2 separate regions of the Homo sapiens genome follow, and region 1 is linked to region 2. The links are chromatin loops, found by intact Hi-C in ENCODE. Cell type or tissue: sigmoid colon. All regions are shown on one strand. Links, peaks and the distances in the headings refer to the core of each region. The heading gives the core; the rest is flanking DNA.

Region 1 (5,863 bases), core at 262-5,261, 170 kb after region 2:
CATTGCCTGTCATTTGCAGAGCGAATTCACATACATCATCACATTTGTTTTCTCAGAGGGGTTACTGTCTGCCCCTCTGTGCCAAGCACAAGGCTAGCTGCCTTACAGTTCAGCTCGTTCACGCTGAACTGTTCACCCCTTGTGACTCATTCCCTCCTCCGTGCCCACTGACGACTGTTCGTTACTCTTCATGGTCTCCGTGATACAGATGAAGAAACAGGCTCAGAGAGTTTGCAGTATTTTCTCAGATTCTCATGGCTGACATCTCAATTTGGGTTTCCCCCAGAGCAGATGAACAAGGATTTAATTGCAGGTAGCTTATTTGGGAGGGAATGGGAATGTCAGCGTTAGCCCAGGATGGGAGGAAAGCCAGTATGTGTGTTGAGGACAGTTATACTGTGGGACCTGGGCTTTGTCCTGCTGAGGACCTGCTGAGACAATGCAGAACAGACCACTGAGGGACGAGGGGTGTGGGGTCTTCATTGCTGCACGAGGGTCTCTCTCCAATACTTCCAATTTGTCCTGGGGGAGGACCAGATGCTTTTCCGGGGCCAAAGAGAAACCCAGGCAGAGGTGCAGGAAGCTGCTAGCTTGTCCTGGGACTGCCGGCAGCAGGTTGCAGGGATGTAGATGGCCATTAAAGTTGATAAATGGAGCAGAATCAAGATTTGAACTCAAGACCCTCTTGCCTCGTCATCCACCGACCCATCTGAGGAGTGCAGAGCATGGCTCTGGAAACAGAGTCCAAGAGGGAGTTCCCTGGCTGCTTTCCTAGTCTGAATCCTTTTGAGAAGGGGAGGATTAACTGAGGGGAAGAGGAAACCTTGAATAAACTGCTTTGCAGCAGCCACCACGGCCCCTGGCTCTTTTTCTAATTCCTTATACTTGCCTTTAGGCTTGCTTGTTCCTTTAGGTCTTTACTGCATCATTCCAGAGAGACCTTCTGTGCCATACGCTACAGTTCCACCCCCTCTTATGCCGCTTAGCACTCACCATTGCCCAACATAGGAGCTGTTTTATGTCTTCCTCTTGATTCTCACTGTTTCCTGCTTTGGAGCATAAGCTGGACAGAGGTAAGACGTGTTCGTTGCTCTATCCCCAGCACCTAGCACGTGCCTGCCATGTGGAGGGCTTCCAATAAGCATTTGCTGGTGGAATGATGAAGAAGGAAGGGGTCCTGGGGAGGGGGTAAGGATCTCTGTGGAGAGCCGTGTGGTGGGGGATAGTAGAGACAGGGGGTAAAAGGAGTGAAAGGGAGCCTCTCCAAACAAATCTGATCTTAATCTATTTTTATTGAAAGCCTGTGGTCCTCAGACCCTCCTTCTACTCTGGCCCTGCCTTCCTGGCCGGGAGAGCAGCCTTGCTGGCCTGGGTGGAGGATGGCATGGGTTTGGGGTTTGGGGTTTGGGAGGCCTGGAGTTGCCTCTCTTGTGTGCAGAAAGGGAGGGATGACAGTTGCCAGCTGCAATGCCCAAGAGCAGGGAGCAGGTGCCTTGGCAGCTGGGCCTTGACACAGGCAGCAGAAGCTTCCTGCTGGAGCCACAGCTTGGCCTCGCAGCCCAGGAAAGGCTGGATAAAAAGTGAGGTCTGTGTTGCTCTGCGGGTGGGCTGCAGGTTGTTCAGTCAGGTGGGAGTTTAATTGGCATTTCCTGCTCCTATGCAGCCCTTGGCTCTCTGGGGCCATGGTCTAGCCTCTGACCCCCCACACACCCTGAGACAGGAGCATCCTTTCCCATGGGGACCCTAAGATCCTCTATAGCTTCAGATCACCACATGCTTCCTTGCCGCAGCCTTCTCTCATTGCCTACCCTGGTCCCTGGGAGTCCTGTTCCCTTAAAAACTCACCAATAGCTGCTTTTTGTTGAGCAGCTTCCAAGGTGCCAGACCCTGTGCTAAGGGATTCCTGCCTATCTCCTCCCTTCACCCTCAAACTCCCTGTGAGACTGATACTGTTATGTTTCCCATTTTGCAGATGGATACGAATGATTGCAATCATTTATTGAGGGCTTTCCACGTGCCAGGGGCTGTCCTAAGCACTTCATATCTGTGACAGATTGTGTTCTTGTTCCAAGTCTTTGCTGCCCTTCCCAGTGGGGCCATCATGCTCCCCACCCTGTTGACGACATGTGTGACTTGTTTGGCCAATGGAATGGAATTGGAAGTGACAGGCTTCTAAGCAGAAGCTCCAAGAGCCACTGCAGTTCTGCCTTTCTTCCCTCCACACCAGCCCAGCCTGGCGCAGATAGGGGCGGGTTCCTCTGTCTGGTTCCCAGAGTACAGACAGGCAGCCAAGCCACAGTGAACATGGAACGGGAGCAGGACATAAACCTTTGTTGTTGTAAGCCACTATGATTTGAGGGTTGTTTGCAGCATAATCTATCGAAAGCTGGTGGATACAACCTGCATTACCACATCTAATCCTAAGAATAGCCCTGGAGGGTAGGTATTCATATACCCATTTTCAACATTAATACTATAACTCTTCTAAATCCTGGAGGAGGAGTCTGTATGGCTCAGCCTCTGCATAGAGTCAACTTTAAAGAAACACAGGGCAAAAGCCAGACTAATTACAAGGGAATTTTATTCTTACATCTTTAGAAAAAAAACTTAAAAGGAGTCCAAATGTAGCTCTCAATTGAATTCCCTCTGTCCTCCCAACCACTTTTCTTTCACCCCCAGCTGCTCCACAGCCTGACACAAATGTCCCCGACTTCTCCCCCATCTGAGCTCCTTATTGCTTTTCTCTCCTCCTTCCCTCACCAAAGCAGACCATTTTTTTTTCCATTTAAAAAAAGCTTGGATACTCCTTCTCTGGAGAACTCAGTATCTGCTCTTTTTCAGGATAGGCAGGTTTTGCACCCCCTGAAGAGCCTCCCTTCCACATCACCACACCAAGGTCCAGCCCCCAACACCTCCTAGGTCAGACTAGATGACTTAGTTAGCTCTGATCCCAGCAAGCAAGAATCTTCTGCTGAAATAAGGAAGAAGAGGGGAAATCGGGCTGGTAGAATTCTCATTGATAGGCAGTGGGAGGGAGGGGCAAAGGCTGTGTCAACCCCACATTAATATTTGCCCTGTTACAGTAGTAATAATAGTTGCTAATATTTATTACGCATTTATGTTCCAAACACTATGCTAAGCCTTTTTTTTTTTTTTTTTTTGAGATAGAGTCTCACTGTGTTGCCCAGGCTGGAGTGCAATGGCACGATCTTGGCTCACTGCAACCTCCGCCTCCCGGGTTCAAGTGATTCTACTGCCTCAGCCTTCCGAGCAGCTGGGATTACAAGCGTGCGCCACCATGCCTGGCTAATTTGTGTATTTTTAGTAGAGACGGGGTTTCACCATGTTGGCCAGGCTGGTCTCAAACTCCTGACCTCAGCTGATCCACCCGCCTTGGCCTCCCAAAGTGCTGGGATTACAGGTGTGAGCCACCGCGCCTGGCCGCTAAGCCTTTTATGTACGTTTAAGTCATTTATTCCTTATTGAAACCCTGTGAGATAATGAAACTCCCCTTTTAGAGACGAGGAAATTGAAGCATAAAGACATTGAGAAATTTGCCCAAGGATATAAGCTAAGAAGTGATAGAACTGAGGTTCAGATCCGGTTCCGAATCCGTGGCCTCAGTCTGTCACCCCTGTGCTGACCTGTGCTGATGCAGTTGGCTCAGAGCTCACAAACCTCCAGTGGCTTCCCAGAGCCCCTGGGACACATTGCTAGCCCCTGAGCATGCCTGGGAGCCCTCCAGGCTGGTCCCTGCATATTTCACAGGCTTGGTCCCTCTCACTTGGTCCATCAACTCCATGGCCATTCACTTCTCTCAACATCCCCAAGTTGCCTTGCTCTGTTTCCCTTTGGGGTCCAGATCTGCATGAGGACACCTGTCTGTCCAGCCTGTCAGTGTCCCTGGTTAAGGGACCCTGATCTTTCAGACCACGGCTTTCTTCGCCTCCTCTGGGCTCTCCCGTGGACACCTGTGCTCTCATGCTCCTTGTTGACTGTCCAGTGTTTCTCCAGCTGCATGTGTGCCCAGGGCATAGCACAGGCCTAAGACAGAGGGTGTGCTCAATTAACATTTGTGTAGTGAATGGATGACTGCTGTTTGGTGTTCAGTTTGTGTTAAATGGATTATTTTGTTACTTTATTTGATGACATTTCCTGGCTCATAGTTCCAGGCCACATCTGTGGTGTGCACTGTCTTCCTTCTGGCTTGGTGATGTGGTTTGGCTGTGTCCCCACCCAAATCTCATCTTGAATTGTAGTTCCCATAATCCCCACGTGTCGTGGGAGGGACGCGGTGGGAGGTAATTTAATCATGGGGGCGGTTACCCTCATGCTGCTCTTGTGATAGTGAGTGAGTTCTCATGAGATCTGATGGTTTTATAAGGGGCTTTCCCCCTTTTGCTCGGCACTTTGTTGTTGCCATGTGAAAAAGGACATATCTGCAAGTTTCCTGAGGCCTCCCCAGCCATGCTGAACTGTGAGTCAATTAACCTCTTTCCTTTATAAATTACCCAGTCTCGGTATGTCTTTATTAGCAGCATGAGACCAGACAAATACACCTGGTACTTGACCTTTTCATATTTGCCAAATGTGATTTTCTCCTTTATCACCTCCAAGCAGACCTGTTTTTTTTCCATTAACCAAAGTCTTGGATATCCCTTGTCTGGAGGAACTTGGTATCTTCTTTTTAATTTTTTTTTCCAGGATAAACAGGTTTCATACACCCTGAGATAACTTATCAAGAAGCCTTCCTTCCACACCCATTGACCCAGGCAGGGTCCAGCACCCCCAATGTCTGGATGAGTCCCCAGCCCAGAGAATGTTTTATTGGAGTTAGCATATCATAGATTTGTCACATAATGTTCTCTGCACTCCAGGCATCCATGACAAAACATGGATATCAGTCTCATCCAAAGAATAAAAAAATTATTTTACAACTTACAGCCAAAAACAAAAAAAGGAAAGAAAAGAAAAACCAAATAACCAACCAAAAAATGGCAAGCATTGGCGGCTTCAGCTGAGGGTTGGCCTTTCCTTCCAACTTGAAGAGAAGCAGGCAGTCATACAGCTTCCCATAGAACCTTGGAATTTTCACATTTGCTGCTTCAGAGGTGCTGGCTGCATCCCCTGTGTCTCCCCCGGGCCAGGAGAGCTTCCCTGCACTTGGTATAGAGAAGGTTTGAGTGGGGATGGGAGGGGGAGAGTGGGCAGGGTCTGGAAAGCTGCTCCTTTAGGTCACTTTCACCCATACTGCTATACACTTAGGTGTAATTCAGACCTGGGCATCATCTGATTTATACCAAGTACAAATTGACAGGGGGGCATGCACAGTCATGGCTGAATTGTAAGCCTGAGAGTGGAGATGCTATTGGGGCCCAGCAATGTGCCCAGTTGACATATTAGGCTCCAAGTCAATAATCCCTCACATATGCTCAGAATCTCTACAAGGATGAACTAACAATGATTGTTCTCCAGGCACTGTTCTAGAGGCCTTATATTAGTGCTTCTGAAACTACATCAGAATCACTGGGGGGATTGTTGGGCTCCATCCTCGTAGTTTTGGATTCAACAGGTCTGGGGTGGGACCTGAGAATTTGCATTTCCAGCACATTCCCAGGTAGGCTGAAGCTGCTGGTCCAGGGATACATGTGAAGAACCATTGCCTTACATGTGCTTTTTAATTACATTCTCAGAAGAACTCATCTTTGAATTTACAGGTGAAGGTTAAGGATGGAATTCAAGGTTCCATGGCCAGTTACTGGGAGAGCTGGGATTCTAGCCCACCCTCAGCTGGTCCCAAAGCCTGTTCTCCTTCCCTGTAGCCGCTTTATCTTCCCATCACACTTCTCTGCCTTGGGAACTT
Region 2 (5,863 bases), core at 264-5,263:
GGAAGGGGAGGGGATTGAGATCAAGAGGTAACAGATAACCACCGACATCTGGGTGCCAGCAAGTGTTCAAGGAACTTCTTTGTCCTTGGTCAGGTCACAACGCTCCTATAAATCTTTAACAAAAACATAGTTGTTTACATACTTCTCCTTTAATCCCAGAGTTAGTTTTTAAAACTACATGATTGCTGTTTTTGCATATTAATAGTACTCTAAAATTATCCTTGCCTATGTGCAGAAATGGGTAAGGGCCACTTAAACCAAAATGGAGTTAGTTATGTTAGCTCTTGTGCTGTTTCACTGTTACACTGCTGCTGTGCTGACACTAAGCAGAGTTTCAGCTTCACTAATATAATTTGGGTGAGAGTGAGAAATGGTTTAACAGTTAAATCACATCAGTTGATTGAGAAAGTAAATCTGAGAAAAAAAATGCATTGGGATGCGAGTCCATTTGTCAAGTCCTGGTTGGATTGCCACCATATGTTGGCTACGGATAAAAGTTGACCATAAAAATCAGTGAAAGAATTCTGTGAGAATCAATTGACCTAATATAATTTACAATAGAGAGTATTGTATGTTTTATTATTTGTAAATTGTTACTCATCTTTTATATCAGTAAATTCTTAATTTATGTACGTAAATACAGGCACACGTTATTTCCCCACAGAGCAGGTTGTTAAACATTGGCCAACACATCACCAACTGGGTGTATGAAGGCATTAAAGGACTAATGATTTTGGTGACAATAACAGGCAGAATGGGAGTAAGGGAAAGATAGAATAGGAGGTTGAGGGAGGGTCTGGGGTGAGGTCATGGCAGCAGGTGTCTGAGAAGCTGTGAAGGCCAGGGCCCTAGAGTAGAAGAGGTTAGGGGATGATAGGGCCTCAAGATTGAATGTAGCATGCAAATTAGATTTCAGAGCTAACCAAGGGACTTGGGGTGGAGAGGAGTCACATTTAAGTGCCAGTGCCTTTAATTTGGGGGAGAAATGCAGAGCCAGTAGCTGCTAGATGTCAGTGACTGGGAAGGGCACACAGCAGGTTAGGCTGATGCTGTAAGCATGGATACAGCTTTTAACATGAGGGTGCAAGAGGAAGATTCTGGAACTGGAAAAGGAATGCAGAGGATGCCAGTTCTGCTTTTTAGACTCATTTTTGATGGGAGGAATTATACCTGCATACTGGGGTTACTGTGGAAATTAAATAACCTGAGTTAACCCCCTATGGTAGTGCTTGGCATATAGAAAGGGCTCACAAAATGAGAGCAATCAAATGTTCTGATTTGCTTAGGAAAAGATGTTGTCCCAGCACAGTTATGGTTAAGTTCCTCTTGTTACTCAAAGTGTTCAGGTTTGGGTGATTAATTATATGTTCACCCTATTAACAAATGACTGCTTTTTAATTACTTCCTGGAACCCTCACCTCACAGTGGACATACCAAGAGCACCCAGTGGGTGAGAGGACTCAGAGGCCCCCTGGAAGAATCTTTCACAGGCTGGAGGGTTATTCTTCTAAAGGAATGTTAGCCTGGTGTCTCAGCATAAACTTGAATCTATGACACATACTACCATCTGAATGTTTGTGTACCTCTACCGCCCCATTTAAATGTTGCAAATGTTGAAATCCTGACCCTTGTGGTGATGGGGTTAGGAGGTGGGGCCTTTGGGAGGTAATTCGGTCATGAGAGTGGAGCCCTCATGAATGGGATTAGTGCCCTCACAAAAGAAACCCAAAAGAGGTACCTAGCTCTAGGTACCTCTTCCTAGAAAGTGCCATCTGTGAACCAGGAAAGGGAGAGGCCTTGGTCTTGGATTTCCCAGCCTCTAAAACAGGGAAATAAATTTCTGTGGTTTCTAAGCCACCTGGATTATGGTATTTTATTATAGCAGCCTGAAGGTACTCAGACAGCATGCAAGGTCCTTCCCAACCAACCTTTGCCTTTGCATCTCCACCATATGCACCAGTCACACTCCATTCCCTTTTATGCTTCCAGCCTTTTTGCATGCTGGAAGGTCTGTTTATCCAGAATGTCTGTTTATCTGGAATGTCTTTCTCCTCCCTTCCTTATCAAAGTCCAGCTCAAAGCCTTCCCCTATCATTAAAGTCCACCCCAACCCCTAGTGTCAGAGTAGTTACACAGGTGAACTGGAAGCATTTAAGACTCCTTTCCCAAATATAGCCTTGTGGCTGTGTTTAGCCCTGGCTAAATACTAACAATTCTCCTGAGGCAGCCCTGTAGCCATCCTAACAAGAAGTTTGGAGCCAGGCCTGCCTGACTTTGGGTCATCAACAGCCTTCCACTGAGCCTGAAGCAACTGGCCAGTGCAGTTGACCACTGGACACAGCCAAAGACATTCTTCTTTGGTGAGCCAGCCCACATCTGCCAACATTCCACCAAATTAAAAGCAGACCAAGAACCCCCAAGTATTTTGACAAGTCTGGAGCTGCTATTACTTCAACCGAGGCAAGTACAATGGCAAGAGAGAAAGGTATGGGCAATGATGAAATGTCTAAAAGGGATCATTGGCCTGCCCTCCAGCCAGCCATCTCCAGGGCTGCAGAATCCTTTCTTTACATATAGATTTTTCTCTGGGCTCCAGGGACAGAGTCAGCCCTTTCACTTAGCTCCTACTTCCAAAATTGCCATTAACAAGACTGAAATGCCAGTTTATCTACTTTCCCCCAGAAAGTGTTGCATGTCTATAGACACAGCTAGGATGTGCTCATCTTGGGACAGTTATAGTCTCTGAGTTTGTTCGTTTATTTTTTAACAAGACAACTGGCCACCCTTAATTAAATAGATATGTGATTTGTTTTCAAGCCACCTCATCTGAGAAGGACACCGCAGTGTTATTTGTAGTTTTTGCCTCGGTTGTGTGATGGGGGTGTGTCTCCATCTCTCCCCAGCCTAATGGGATTGGATAAAGTATGTGGATTTCATGTTCTGACTTTTAAAAAAAATTTAATTTGAAACACTTGAAATATTCAAATATTTTTGAAATATTTTAGAATTAAATATTATTTTGAAAGGAAAATAATTAATTCTCCTTTGCAAGACAGAAAAGTTTTTCCTGTTTTATTTCCCTACACCTACCAAAACAATGTCTTGGTGAAAAGGAGGACCTCCTGAGGTCAAGCAATTCTGTTTAGAAATAATTGGAAGTCGTGATAAAACATACCCTGAATTGGTTGGGCACAGTGGCTCACGCCTGTAGTCCCAGCACTTTGGGAGGCAGAGGCAGGCGGATCACTTGAGGTCAGGAGTTCCAGACCAGGCTGGCCAACACGGCAAAACCCCGTCTCTACCAAAAATATGAAAATTAGCCAGGCGTGGTGGTGCATGCCTATAATCCTAGCTACTCGGGAGGCTGAAGCAGGAGAATTGCTTGAACTCGGGAGGCAGAGGTTGTAGTGAGCTGAGATCGCACCACTGTACTCCAGCCTCGGCATCAGAGCGAGACTCCATCTCAAAACAAAAACAAAAACAAACAAAAAACCTCCCAAAAAACCTGAATAGAAAACTTCATGTGTACTTGTAAACACATCTTCTGAGACTCAAAAGTTCTTAGAGCCCTATGAGCTATATTTTTTAAATCAATATTATCTGTAAGTTTCTAGTTCCCCTCTGACTCCATTTTTCTGTCTTCAATAATTGTTATTCCATTAAAAACATGGCTATAATTTTCAAAATCCTGGATAGGACTGGCTGGAAGCATTTAACAGCTGTATGGAATCTCATCTAACCATCATGTGCCTTTTTTTTGGAAACAACAATCTGAGCAATTGTCCTTGTCTTTTGTAAGAAAATCACATGATTAAAAAAATAGATGACTAGCAATATTGTTGTCACTTGGTTACTGGCAGGAGTAGGGAGAGGGAGGAAGACATAGGAAAAATGCTTTCTTGGATCCCTCAGCCACACCAATCTGCAAACCTTTCTGGAGTAAATAATTTCCTTTGTCATTTCTGAATAACTAAAAAAAGACTTCAGAATGTTTCCAGGCCTGGGCATTCTATCATGTAATACTTCCAGCATTTGAGTTACCTTTCCTTGCTTAAAGAGTTGGCTCAAAACTCAGCCATGTTCCCCACTGCTGGATCTGAGTGTTGGGGAGACTGCTATGAATTGTATGAATGAAAGTTCTGTGTTCGTTACGGACAATAATGGCCCCTCTGGGATTAGAAGACATTTGAATCAGCTCCCAAAGGTGCTGCTTTGACCTTAGTAAGCATTCTGAAACCAAGCTTCCCACTGCCTCCAATGTGTCATCCAGAAAGAGAGCTGCAGGCTTACCCCTGACAGGGAGGTGCCTGTCATCTTGTAGACTATAGAGAATAGAGGCCCCATATATGAAATGTTTGGAAGCAGCAAGGCTGGACATTGACCAGCATAAAGCAAGTGTTGGAATTTGTTGTTTCTCTGCAAAATAAGCTGATTTTTTTTTTCCAGGGTACTTCTAAGACTTGTAGAAGAAAAACTATGATTAAGAAAAGTGGATGGATTATTAAGAAAGGCTTTTTATTCAAAAGGTTTTGTGATTTTAATAGCGCTTTGCATTTATAATACCTTCCATCCAAGGATACCAGCCACCTCTGCCAACGCTAATTCCTCAGCCTCTCCTTGAATTTAAAAGAGTAGAGCAAACCTATTCGCCGTGGACCATGCAGAAGTGAAAAGTGAGTCCCCTGGGCGGGGGGAGTTTAGTTACCCAAGACCCTGAGGGAACCTGTTGTAAGGGAACTTCAGAGATAAGACTTTCTCAAAATGTGAGCTACTAACTGTTGGCAACAGAATTACTTGGAAAGATTTGTAAAAAATGCAAATTCCAGAACCTCTGAGAAGGAGAAACAGAATCTTGGATCGGGGTGTGATGGTGGAGAAATCTATATTTTAATTATTCCGGGTGATTTTTATGAACACTGAAATTTGAGAACTGCTCTTAGACTACAGAAATGCTGTAATATTTTCTGCCATTCATTCATTCAATAATTACATTTACCTACTGAGTATCCGCTGTGTAGCAGGCCCTATGCAAGATGCTGGGGACATCCTATGTGGTGATCGGGACAGACGCGCTGTCTTTCCTCATGAGGCTTGCAGTCTTCTGCTGCTCTTTAGTGTGTAGTGTGGGTTAGCAGAAAGATGTCATGAAGTATTCTGTAAAAATAGGCTCCTTGGATCAAATAAATACTGGGCTGATAGCAGGCCATGAAACTGAAAATCTCATCATTCATCAGAGGCTTTTCCCTGCCTGACCTACTGTGGGTGCTGCATAAGTGAGTTGGACAGCCTGGCCTCCTGCTCCAGGAGCTTGCGCATCTGGGCCTGCTTTGGCCTCTCCTCTGGTCTTGCCAGCACAAGGATCAATCCCTGAATAACACTGTGGAGTGGCATTGAAACCGTTTGAGCGAAAGGCAGATCTGGAAACCGGCTTATTTGATCCGGGGGGACCACATGGCTGAGTTAAATGCATCCAGGTCTGAGGAAAATAACAACCCAGCCCCCGCGGAGGGTCTGTTTTCCATTGGAAATGGGCCTCTCTTTTCTTAAAGCTGCGAAAGAGAAGCAACTCCTCTTGCAAGATCTTTGAGGGAGCATAAGCTAGACCCAGTTGTTGGTGCTGGGATGAGTTTCCCATACTCCAGGCTGGGCAGACACCACCTTGCTCCAGGCCAACTCCAGGGCAGAGGCAGCTCCAGGGCAACTTCCAAACCCCTGGTGAGGGAGCAGCAGCCGAGGTGGGAGCCGCCTGGGGCAGGGCCAGACACTCCATGATGATAACACTTTGACACTTCATTTGGGTGGTGTCCTCAGGCCGAGCTCTGTTTCATGCTACAAACGCTGAGGAACACTTGAAGGAGGATGC

Evidence for each region. A loop is a pair of places that touch in the nucleus more often than their neighbours do. Peaks named below come from ENCODE experiments on the same cell type or tissue, not always from the same donor. Only the 100,000 strongest peaks of a DNase experiment are listed, where the experiment ranks them.
Region 1: it touches region 2 in a loop (2.5-fold over the local background); 1 of 110 quality-filtered maps calls a loop at or near these places.

What each region holds. Positions count from the first base shown.
Region 1 is chr13:40,372,261-40,378,123 of GRCh38, reverse strand. The region is part of intron 6 of LINC00598 (long intergenic non-protein coding RNA 598); the gene reads left to right. Among named protein-coding and RNA genes, the nearest start is that of LINC00598, 110 kb to the left of the region's middle. In sigmoid colon, for the core only: no CTCF peak of the experiment used is centred there; a DNase peak (open chromatin) is centred at 2,233; H3K4me3 peaks cover 1,224 bases.
Region 2 is chr13:40,546,077-40,551,939 of GRCh38, reverse strand. No RefSeq gene overlaps it. Among named protein-coding and RNA genes, the nearest start is that of LINC00598, 68 kb to the right of the region's middle. RefSeq lists enhancers at 5,206-5,706, 5,707-5,863. In sigmoid colon, for the core only: no CTCF peak of the experiment used is centred there; a DNase peak (open chromatin) is centred at 2,299; H3K27ac peaks cover 258 bases.